Linked DNA regions of Homo sapiens: regions 2 and 3 are each linked to region 1. Evidence: chromatin contacts called from ENCODE Hi-C or POLR2A ChIA-PET data. All regions are on one chromosome and are shown on one strand. The core of a region is the stretch at or near the end of the contact, and the rest is flanking DNA. Distances in the headings are between cores, read along the strand shown.

Region 1 (3,607 bases), core at 368-2,867:
CACCTACCCAGAAGGGACTGTTTACAGGGGATGTTGTAATTATAGACATGTAGACTATAGTGCTGTGCACCTTGACTATGGAACCAACACTAGAGTGTATAATCATTCAAAGAAAGATTTACAGCTAAGAAAAGGGCAGAGGGCTCTGGGAAACAGAAAGGCAAAAGGGTAAAGTGTTTGAGTAGCCAAGAAGGGTGGGATCCAAGACCCCTAGTGGAGGGACAGACCTTTGATAGAAAGAAGAATGCTAATTCATTGTGACATGCAGGGAAAAGATGAGTGCAGGCACAGACACTTCAGGGCCTTGGGAATAGGAAACTGAGGACCCATCAACTTCAACCATGGCCTCTACTTTCTTGATGGTATATGAGGTGAGGATGTCTACATTTGTCTAGAAGACAAGAACTCTTGACCTGAAACATGTGCCCTGGCATCTGAATGGTTAAGTTGATTATGTCTCACCATTTCCATCAAAAATGCCCAAGCCATATTCATTAGTTGCTAATACCCACTGTGTCCAAGGAGAAGCACCACTTGAAAAGGTAAGAGATGTTCTTACATGTGACATGCACACTCACTCACACCAACATTCCAACCTTGTATTTGATTGCTTTCCTGCATTGTATCAAGGTCTCAATTTGTCCTGGCTGCTGTTTGAGCTATGTGCTTGTTGATCAGTGATTTTCTCTTCAGTCTGGCAGTTTGATGTGACATTGAGCTGGTAATCTTATGTGGACCAGAGCCTCTTGTTTTCATGTCTTGAAATTATCAGATAAGAAAACATCTTTGATATAGAAAGTGCTAATCATTTTAGGGAAATCCAAATAGAGAAGGGTTGGAACAACACCGAGGTGACCTCTGTAGAGAGCTGGCACAAGTTCCCAGAACATCAACACAAATGAATACATTTCTATAATCAAGTTATAGCCTTCCCTCTCATCCATCACTTAGAAGGCCATCTATTATGCACCATGTTAAGTAGTTTCTCAATAATAAAAAAAAAAAAGCTTAAATGCAGAGAAAAGCTACAACTATGCTTGTCACATAAGCCAAATGATGATCAAATTAAGCTCTTGATTTTACATAGTGACTTTCTCCCTAGTAACTCAAAAAATTCATTCCTCCTGAGTCAGATTCTCACTGTGCTTTCGCTGTTTCCTAGAACTAAGTTAAAACATTTTGGGAAGTTGAATTAACCATTTCAGCAAGCCCTTTAAAGTCATTTGGGTGCCATTTAACAAATGAGTGTTCCAGTGGGCTATGCCACTTCATTTCAGGAAGTAACTTAAGCCCTAGGAAACTATGACTCATGGTCTGTTTTGTCCTCAACACAGTAAAATTTAAATTCCAGACCTATGCACCCAAGATTCTAAAAGGGTCCCTTTGCCCTTTGTTAATTCCAAAATAAACAGACCTATTATTTTAGGCCTGTTATACTAAAAGACAGGAAAGTGGGGAAAAACAACTAAGACCTAGATTGTTCAAGGTTTTATATCAGGTCAATTCACATTTTTTTCTTTTCTTTTCTTTTTTATTTTTTTGGAGACAGGTTCTCGCTCTGTTTTCCAGGCTGGAGTGCAGTGATGCAATCACAGCTCACTGCTGTCTTGAACTCCTGGGCTCAAGTGATCCTCCCACCTCAGCCTCAGCCTCCCAAGTAGCTAGGACTACAGGTGCACTACTACACCCAGCTAATTGTGTAGTCTAGTATAGTGCACTACACTAGCTAATTGTGTAGTACACTAGGTAATTAGTAGTACACTACTATACTAGCTAATTGTGTAGTACACTACACTAATTGTATAGCTAGCTAATGGTGTAGTATTGTGTAGTACACTAGGACTACAGGTGCACTACTATACCCAGCTAACTGTGTGTGTGTGTGTGTGTGTGTGTGTGTGTAGACAGGGTCTTGCTATGTTACCCTGGCTGATTTCAAACTCCTGGCCTCAACTGATCCTCTTACCTCAGACTCCAAAAGTGCTGGGATTACAGGAATGTGCCACCATGGCCAGCCCTCAATTTACATTTATTTCAATGCAATCTCATACTTTATGCCACTCATATAGTATGCATGGAGAAGCTGTGTGCATAACAAAGGCCAAATTCTTACCAGAACATATTTCTCATGAGTGTGAAGCTGTTACTCAGAATAATTTAAAGTTTACCCAGAACTTCATGGTGTGATTATTCAATGAAACCTTCCATTCCTCCTTCATAATGTATCAGAATCATATATATATATATACACACACAGACATATATATAAATTTCGCTTTTCTATGAGCTCAGCAAAATATACTACATATCATTGTTACATTTTGAAAAAAGTATATGTTTATAAATATATATATTTTGGGTCAAAATAGGAGAGAATTATCTTGCCCAACACTGATAAAAACAGTAAAGGAAGTTTTTAGAATCATCTCCAGAGAGTTTAAACAATAGAGCTGGTATCTATTTTGTAGAAGTGACCTAGCTGAAACCTTTCCTTGAGGCAGGGAGCTTGAACTAAATTGCTTTCTGCTGTATAATTCAGCAAATGTATAATTAGAAATGCAATTTTGCCAATCCACCAAATAAGCCCACATTGACAGACTCTCACCCCACACTGGTTGAAGCCTTCTCATAGACTTGAGTTTGCTTGTCATGGAACTTAACTTAAATGGAAATTCTGGAGTTCCTCTTGGGCTTCAGAGCATTTGGAAGTTATTTGCAAAATTTCACATACAAATATATAATACGCTCAGACTTTGTAAGTGTAGGCATCTTTTTCTTCAAGTAGTAAGATGGACCTTAATTTGCAAATCTATATTTGAAAGATCATGACTCTTCCCCAGTGAGATTAGACCACAGATAGTATCGTGGAATTTTTAACTGAAAGCTTTTGACAAATTATGGACTATTAAATGTATTTCATCTCAGACATATCTGTCTTGCCTTCCAGAGTTCCAGTTACATTGGTGCATATTTATCCTTATAAAATATGTTCTTTAAGAATTGGTTAGAGCTTCTTGACAAAGACCAAAAGAATCCAAAGGTTAGGACCAGACATTAGTCCAGGGATTCACAAACTATAGCCCACAGGTCCAGTCTGACCCACTCTCTTTTTTGTAAAGAAAAGTTTTATTGAAACACAGCCATGCTCACTTGTTGATGTTTGTCTGTGGCTGCTTTCACACAAGGACAGCAGATTCAACTAATTGTAACAGAGACCACGTGGTCTGCAAAGCCTGAAATATTTACTACTTGGACCTTTACAGAAAAAGTTTGCAGAACCCTGCTTTAGTCTATGCATCTACCTCAGATATATATATATATAGTATGTATATATAGATATATATGTATATATAGATATCTATGTGTATATATAGATATCTATGTGTATATATAGCTATCTATGTGTATATATAGATCTATATATGCACACATACATATACAATATACTTTATATTAATATATAGTATAGGTATATATACACATATATACATACACAATATAGTTTATATAAATATAGTATATATAGATATATACATATATACATATACAATATAGTTTATATAAAATGTATAGTATAATATAGTATAGATATATAGATATATACACA
Region 2 (3,766 bases), core at 1,267-3,766, 38 kb after region 1:
CTGCCATGTGGTTTTCTGTTATTAATCCTAAACTTTCTTTCCTTATTGTTTTATCATAAAACAGATAATGTTATTTTCACAAGCATTCTGAAAATTACCTAAGTAAATGTTATTCCCTTCAACATAGTTACCTTAGGAGAAAAAATGTTTATTCCATTGATGTGGTCATTGCCCAAAACATGTCTAGAACTCCCTTCTCAGTGCCACAAACTTGCTTCTCTCATATTCCAAAGTGTGTAGAGTGCAGCTCTATAGGAATACATGGCTAAAGATGTGAATACACGTGGGTTTTTGTCATATTTTACCTGTAACACATTTACACTTACTTCATCTTTTTCTTTCTAAATAATGAAAAATCCGGCTGGGCGCTGTGGCTCATGCCTGTAATCCCAGCACTTTGGGAGCCAAGGCAGGTGGATCACTAGGTCAAGAGTTCAAGACCAGCCTGGCCAAGATGGTGAAACCCCATCTCTTCTAAAAAAAATACAAAAAAATTAGCTGGACGCAGTGGCAGGCGCCTGTAATCCCAGCTACTTGGGAGGCTGAGGCAGGAGAATTGCTTGAACTCAGTGGACAGAGGTTGCATTGAGCCGAGATCGTGCCATTGCATTTCAGCCTGGGCAACAGAATGAGACTCCGTCTTAAAAAAAAAAAAAAAAAAAAAAAAAAAAGATCCAAATATTGAATGAACACTTTCATTTTTATATTAATGTCTACATTCGTTCATGGATAACTGTGTAACTCTTCACTTGACCCTAACTTTAGAAACTGCCCATATAGCACCTCAAATTTGATTTTAGCTAATAGCTATTAAAAATGCTATTATCTGTGTTAAGTGGAATTTTAGGTTTCATTGCCTAAAACCTAAAATGGAAGTAAAGTGGATTTTCTTGTCATCTACAGGAAATGTTTGATGTTATATTGGATGAAAATCAGCTTGAGGATGCATGTGAACATCTAGGGGAGTACCTGGAGGCGTACTGGCGTGCCACCCACACAACCAGTAGCACACCCATGACCCCGCTGCTGGGAAGGAATTTGGGCTCCACGGCACTCTCACCATATCCCACAGCAATTTCTGGGTTACAGGTATTGTCACTTTTTCACTCATGCTTTTTACAACCTTACATGTAAAATTCTATGGGAACTTGATTAGGATGGAGACTGGAGTCATCCTTAATCTGAAGAGGGAACACTATGTGCACATTATATTTAAAAATCTTAAATATTATCTAATTATGATCTATCCTAGAGAAAACTACCCAGAGACTGACAATTTCCTGAGAATTATGCTGTCTGTGAATTTACAGTGGATTTTACTTAGGTAAATTAACTCCTCCTATGTCTAAACTCTGCTGGCAAACGTAATGCCTACTCAATGCACCTGCCCATTACTTTTTTTTAGAGACATAGTCTCACTCTGTTGTTCAGGCTGGAATGCAGTGATATGATCATAGCTCACTACAGCCTCAAATTCCTGGACTCATGGGCTTATGCAGTCCTGCTGCCTCAGCCTCCCAAATAGCTGGGACTACAGGCACATACCACACACATGGATAATTAAAAAAAAAAAATTGTAGAGACAGTGTCAGTGTCTCACTTTGTTGCCCAGGATGATCTCAAACTCCTGGCTTCAAGCAATCTTCCTGCCTTGGCCTCCCAAAATGTTGAAATTACCATCATGAGCCACCACTCCTGGCCCCTCCATTACTTCTTAATGCCACTTCTTAAGGATTACACAATAGCTAAGTAAGATATATAGGTGCAGATAGGCCTTTCAGCTGCCCTTAATTAATCCTGCCGCACCCAGGTTGCTAGGCCTGCTCTCTACCTTGCACAAGACAATGTGGATATAAGTAGAGCTGCTCTGTTCAGAAACAGTAACTGATCCCTGAGTTTTCTTGGGGCTGTGCAGGTGCCCACCTTTGTAAGTGGCTGTGGCACGTGTCCTTTAGGGAAGCTGGTGACGAACACAGGATCAAGAGGTTCTCCCTTCTGCTGTTCTGGTATTGCACTCAGAGGTAGAGATAGGGAACCAGAGACCTTATGGTACAAAATGAGCCTGCCTTTCTACATCAATTATTATTTACCATTCATCAAGTAGCTGCTGGAATGTGGCCAAACCCGCAGCAAACTGAGGAACATGTAGTCAATTGAGCCCTCTTGTATCATGATGAGTTTTGTTTTAATGGATTATAATGATAGTCTTAATTGTCGATCATACAGAGTTAACTCTGAGATAAATGGCACTCTCTGAAATGCTATTATAGCTGTATTACTCTGTTACAAAATTGCATCTTTGTAAGCAGAAAAACTGTCATGCAAATGAATAGCTTTTGAAACTAGAAATGAACATGAAAAATGTACTGTGGTAATGTACAGCACATACGCATGCATTAGGACTATTTCATGCCTTGTTTCACTTCCCATGGGCTGATCTGAGTGTACATTACTATTGACTAGTGTGGATTGGCTCTGAATTGTACATTACAGAATGAGAAATAGATGCATGAAGCAATACACTTCTGTAATGTACGTAGAAATGCAATGTTGCACTTTTATATTGAATACAACAATCTTGACTCATCACTGCTAAGACATCCACCTAGAGTGGTTCTCCCTGTTTCACTAATGAGTTAATGTGTTGCCCTTTATTCTGTGGCCTATTTCTTCTCCCAGTAACAATTGACACTTCATTGTGAGGCACCTGAGGTTAAAGGCACAGTCTGTGACCTGTCAAATGAATTTCCTTCTGCCTGAATCTGAGTGTACTTTAGATGAGATGTGTCTGGGCCCATGGTTTCAGCAGGATCCTGTGCCTTAACTGATGTGACCTACCTAAACCAGTAGACACAAGTAGATAAATGTTTTCTCATAGTGGAGAAAAATGTTGAATAACATTTTCTGAGCCTTCAAATAAGTATCTTAAGATGCTAATTTCAATTAATGGTATTAGAGGAATTTCGTTTATATTGGAAGATTATTTTGCAGGACATTTTAGTTGAGGAAGCAAGATTTATAAATGTATCAATTAGCTGGCTTCATAATTATTGTATACACCCTTGGAAAGATTATTACATTTATGTAGGATGCAGAAACACTTTATTTTATGAACAGCACAAATAATAATTTTATTAAAATGTTTTTAAAAGGTATAAGGAATATTCAGTTAGATCAAGGTGAGGTGTGTTACTTTAGAAGGAGAAAGATTATATCAATTCAAGAGAGAAATAATAAATGCTATTCTGAACTTTATTTCCCAATAGTAAAATAATTTTCATTTTTGCAATAGAAATGGAATTATTAGAACTTCCTAAATATATTAAGTTCCATTTAACAGTTAGCTTTCAATTCTACATTTGTAATAGGAAGCATAGTCATTCAGCACTGTGGAATTAAACTCATAAACTATCAACACTCTGGCATCTTTTCATGTTGTGTCCCAAATAAATAAGACCAGATATTCTAAGCAGATCATTGGTGCATCAGGATGCCTTATTAAGTCAGATATTTAGCATCTTATTGTACAGATCCTATGATTTTACATACATTTACATGTTTAGATGAATGAAGCTGACATTATTTAATCAATGAACTATCTGATATTTTTAGAGTCAGCGAATGAGGCACAGCAACCACTCCACAGAGAACTCTCCAATTGAAAGACGAAGTCTAATGACCTCTGATGAAAATTATCACAATGAAAGGGCTCGGAAGAGTAGGAACCGCTTGTCTTCCAGTTCTCAGCATAGCCGAGATCATTACC
Region 3 (3,578 bases), core at 108-2,607, 45 kb before region 1:
TGTTACAAAAAGGAGTTGGCTTGGAATTCTAAGGATGAAAAACAGATATCATATGTGTTATAAACACCCTGTGTTGAAAAAATGCCAGTCTGGCATTCCAGAAAGTGGAATCTGTTCTGAAACTTCCTAAAACTTTCTAAGGTAAATATATTCCAGAACTTCTCTTATTCATCCAGGGATTGAGAATGCTTCTTAGGGATTCCTAATATAAGTAATTCACCTTCATCATATTACAACTTTTCTCTGTGGTGGTGTAATATATACATATTATATGATGTAATTATATATATATACTATAGCAGCCATGATGGCACACACCTGTAGTCCCAGCTACTCAGTATGCAGAGGTAAGAAGATCCCTCCATATATTATTATATGTATATAATACAAATTATATTATATAGTGGCAATATAAATTATATTGTATAGTAGTAATAGCTGCAATGTAAGAGATTTCAGAATCAATTTTCTATAATCTACTTTAAGAGATTTCAGAATACACTTTGGGAGGGCGAGGCGGGCAGATCACGAGGTCAGGAGATCAAGACCATCCTGGCTAACACGGTGAAACCCCATCTCTACTAAAAATACAAATAATTAGCCGGGAGTGGTAGTGGGCGCCTGTAGTCCCAGCTACTCGGGAGGTTGAGGCAGGAGAATGGCATGAACCCGGGAGGTGGAGCTAGCAGTGAGCCGAGATTGCGCCACTGCACTCCAGCCTGGGCGACAGAGCGAGACTCTGTCTCAAAAAAAAAAAAAAAAAAAAAAAGATTTCAGAATAGATTACACGCACGTATGTATGTATGCATGTATAAATGCATGTATCTATGTAGGTATATAATGTATCATAGAGTCACATTAAAAAACCAGTCCCTCTGAATGGAGATGAGATGGAAACTCATGGAGAATTACTAGAAATTACCGAATTATACTGCCTGAGTATGTGAAAGTATTACCTTGCTTTAATTTTACTTTACTTAGTGTTGGGTCCATGAAATCAGGAAACAATTTCCCAGTCTTCCACATTTTAGTCGTGAGGAAACAGATCAATTTTTAGAGGTGAGGAACTTTCCTAGGGTTACCCAGCCAATCTGCAAGAGGGTTAGGAATAGAATCCAAGTTTCCTTAGTCTTATGGTTCTTCTTGCATTTTGTAAATGAGCTTTTATTGGCTGATGCTTAGCAAAAACGTTTCCCATTAGAATTCTGTAGGCCAGTCTGAAATTATCTGGCCAAGACTGATATTTTGTACTTGAAGAATGGAATGTCAGCTAGATGCCATCCGGGCCTCCACCCAGGCTTCCTCCAGCTCCCTGCACCTAGTTTCTATAACAGCAAGTCATGTGCTCAGCAAGGGGCTACACGGGGTCATGGGCCTGCTGCCAAGACTGGGGAGCAAAGCATGGAAGTTCAAGTCTAGACAGCAATGTGTTGAAAGCCAAGCTAGCAGGTGAGAGATCCAGCACATAAATAAAGACCAAGATGGGATGGCAGAGTCTTTAAGGACACCCTGCCCTATGCAACTGAGAGGGCAAATGAGGTGAGGTCTAAAAGCAAAGTAGTGGAGTCCTCTGGAGTTTAGGTGTTGGACCCAGTTTCAGAATAGAAGCAATAGCTAGGAGGAGGAGCCACCACATAGTCTGGAGGCTAACTCTGACTTGCAGTTGCTTTTGTTTGGTTGAGCATAGTTGTTATTATTTCTTAAAATAATGCTTACCTGAAATACTTTCATGTGCTCTCCATTTCACCATGGTTCCACCTGTTGCCTCACACCCATTCAGACAAGTCCGCAATGAGCCCAGCCTTGCTGTTTCTTCAGAGTTCTGGGTATTGCACAACTGGGCAGGGAGTGAGCACAGTTCCTTAAGACAAGCTGGCAATCCTCATAGACTCACAAATATGAATGTAGAGAGATTCCAACTTGAGGTTCTTTTGCAGTAGGCAAAATCAACAAACGCTCAGTATTGACTACATTTGATCTTTTAGGAATCAACTCAATGTTTTATGAAACTGACTTGCAAAATTCAAAAGGTCTAAAAAATATTAGAATGAAAACAGGATTTGTGAGTTTTACCAGCTGCTGGAGTCCACAAACTGCAACTGTCTTGGTAAATATCTTTTGGAAAGTTCTGATTGTCAGAAAACTTCAGACTATACATGCCAAAGATCTGATACTGGAAATGTCATGAATCATATAAGCCCCTGCCTCACACAGGGCAAATTTCATCTAAACTCCTCATGCTGGGCAGAACAATGGCTGCCCAAAGATGTCCACATACTAATCCCTGGAATCTGTGAATATGTTGGGTTTCATGAGAAATGGGAGTTAAAGTTGCTTATTAACTGGGTATCATAGTTCACGCTTTTAATCCCAGCACTTTGGGAGGTGGAGCCAGCAGGATTGCTTGAGGCCAGGAGTTCAAGACCAGCCTGGGCAACACAGCAAGACTCCATCCCTACAAAAAATTATAAAATTAGCCAGCCAAGGCAGCACACGCCTATAGTCCCAGTTACTTAGGATGCAGAGGTGAGAAGATCCCTTGAGCCCAGGAGGATGAGGCTGCAATGAGCTATGATCATGTCATTGACTCTAACCTAGGCAATAGAGGGAGACCCCCATCTCAAAAATAAAATAAATAAAAAGGTAAATTTACTTATCAGTTGACCTTGAGATGGGGAGATTGTACAGGATTATCCCAGTGAGTCTTATGTAATCACTTGGGTTCTTGTGAGTGGAAGAGGGAGGCAGAAGAGAGAGAACAAGAGAGATGGCATTGTGAGGATGACTCAGTCTGACATTACTTTTTTGAATATTGTATTAGTCCATTCTCACACTGCTATAAAGAACTACCTGAGACTGGGTAGTTTATGAAGAAAAGAGGTTTGACTCACAGTTCTGAAGGCTGTACAGGAAGCATGGCTGGGAGGCCTCAGGAAACTTAGAATCATGGCGGAAGGCGAAGGGGAAGGGGAGGCAGGCACATCTTAACCGTGGTGGAGCAGGAGAGAGAGAGAAAAGGGCGAAGTGCCACACACTTTTAAATAACCAGATCTCGTGAGAACTCACTATCACAAGAACAGCAAGGGAAAAATCAGCCCCATAATCCAATCGCCCTCCACCAGAACCCTCCCCCAACACTGGGAATAACAATTCAACATGAAATTTGGGTAGGGAAACAGAGCCAAACCATATCAAATATGGAGGAAGGGGCCTATGAGCCAAGGGAGGTGGCTGGCTTTAGAAGCTGGAAAAGGCCAGGAAACAGATCCTCCCTTAGAGCCTCCAGAAGGAACACAGTCCTGCTGACACCTTGATTTTAGGCCAGTGAGATACATTTTGGACTTCTGACATCCAGAACTACAAAATATTAAACTTGTGTTGGCTTAAGCCATTAAGTTTGTGGTCATTCTTACAGCAGCAATAGGTAAGTAATAAACTCTTAGATGAAGAAAGGTCAGTGAGGCATGACTAGATTAGTGTGGCTCATCTGCTGTCGTTCATGTTGTTTTAAACCAAGATTCACCATTTGATATTCATTATTTGGCATTTGCAGCTGTCATCATTTTTTAGATGATGAA

Evidence for each region. Hi-C counts contacts between places; a loop is a spot of excess contacts on that map. ChIA-PET counts read pairs that join two places held with the same protein, here RNA polymerase II (POLR2A). Pooled maps may share reads with other maps.
Region 2: a map of heart left ventricle shows a loop between it and region 1 (2.2-fold over the local background). The contact joins two enhancer-like sites. A Hi-C loop is called at or near these places in 3 of 168 maps with a recorded cell type or tissue (aorta, heart left ventricle and psoas muscle), 30 of 37 single-sample maps with no recorded cell type and 10 of 50 pooled maps. POLR2A ChIA-PET finds 5 or more read pairs at or near these places in 9 of 52 experiments (GM10248, H1, HepG2 and 6 more).
Region 3: a map of ascending aorta shows a loop between it and region 1 (2.3-fold over the local background). The contact joins two enhancer-like sites. A Hi-C loop is called at or near these places in 3 of 168 maps with a recorded cell type or tissue (ascending aorta, endothelial cell of hepatic sinusoid and endothelial cell of umbilical vein) and 4 of 50 pooled maps.

Annotation. Positions count from the first base shown.
Region 1 is chr2:151,876,846-151,880,452 of GRCh38, reverse strand. The region is part of intron 4 of CACNB4 (calcium voltage-gated channel auxiliary subunit beta 4); the gene reads left to right. Among named protein-coding and RNA genes, the nearest start is that of ARL5A, 50 kb to the right of the region's middle. Within about 2 kb of position 1,617, at least 3 of the 41 ENCODE cell types and tissues checked have a DNase peak (open chromatin) inside an H3K27ac peak, as active enhancers do; they include ascending aorta, where a contact is called at or near this core.
Region 2 is chr2:151,839,226-151,842,991 of GRCh38, reverse strand. CACNB4 (calcium voltage-gated channel auxiliary subunit beta 4) reads left to right here. Exons shown (of 14, transcript NM_000726.5): 13 at 904-1,089; 14 at 3,613-3,766. Among named protein-coding and RNA genes, the nearest start is that of ARL5A, 13 kb to the right of the region's middle. Within about 2 kb of position 2,516, at least 3 of the 41 ENCODE cell types and tissues checked have a DNase peak (open chromatin) inside an H3K27ac peak, as active enhancers do.
Region 3 is chr2:151,921,265-151,924,842 of GRCh38, reverse strand. All of the region lies in intron 2 of CACNB4 (calcium voltage-gated channel auxiliary subunit beta 4), which reads left to right. Among named protein-coding and RNA genes, the nearest start is that of ARL5A, 95 kb to the right of the region's middle. Within about 2 kb of position 1,357, at least 9 of the 41 ENCODE cell types and tissues checked have a DNase peak (open chromatin) inside an H3K27ac peak, as active enhancers do; they include ascending aorta, where a contact is called at or near this core.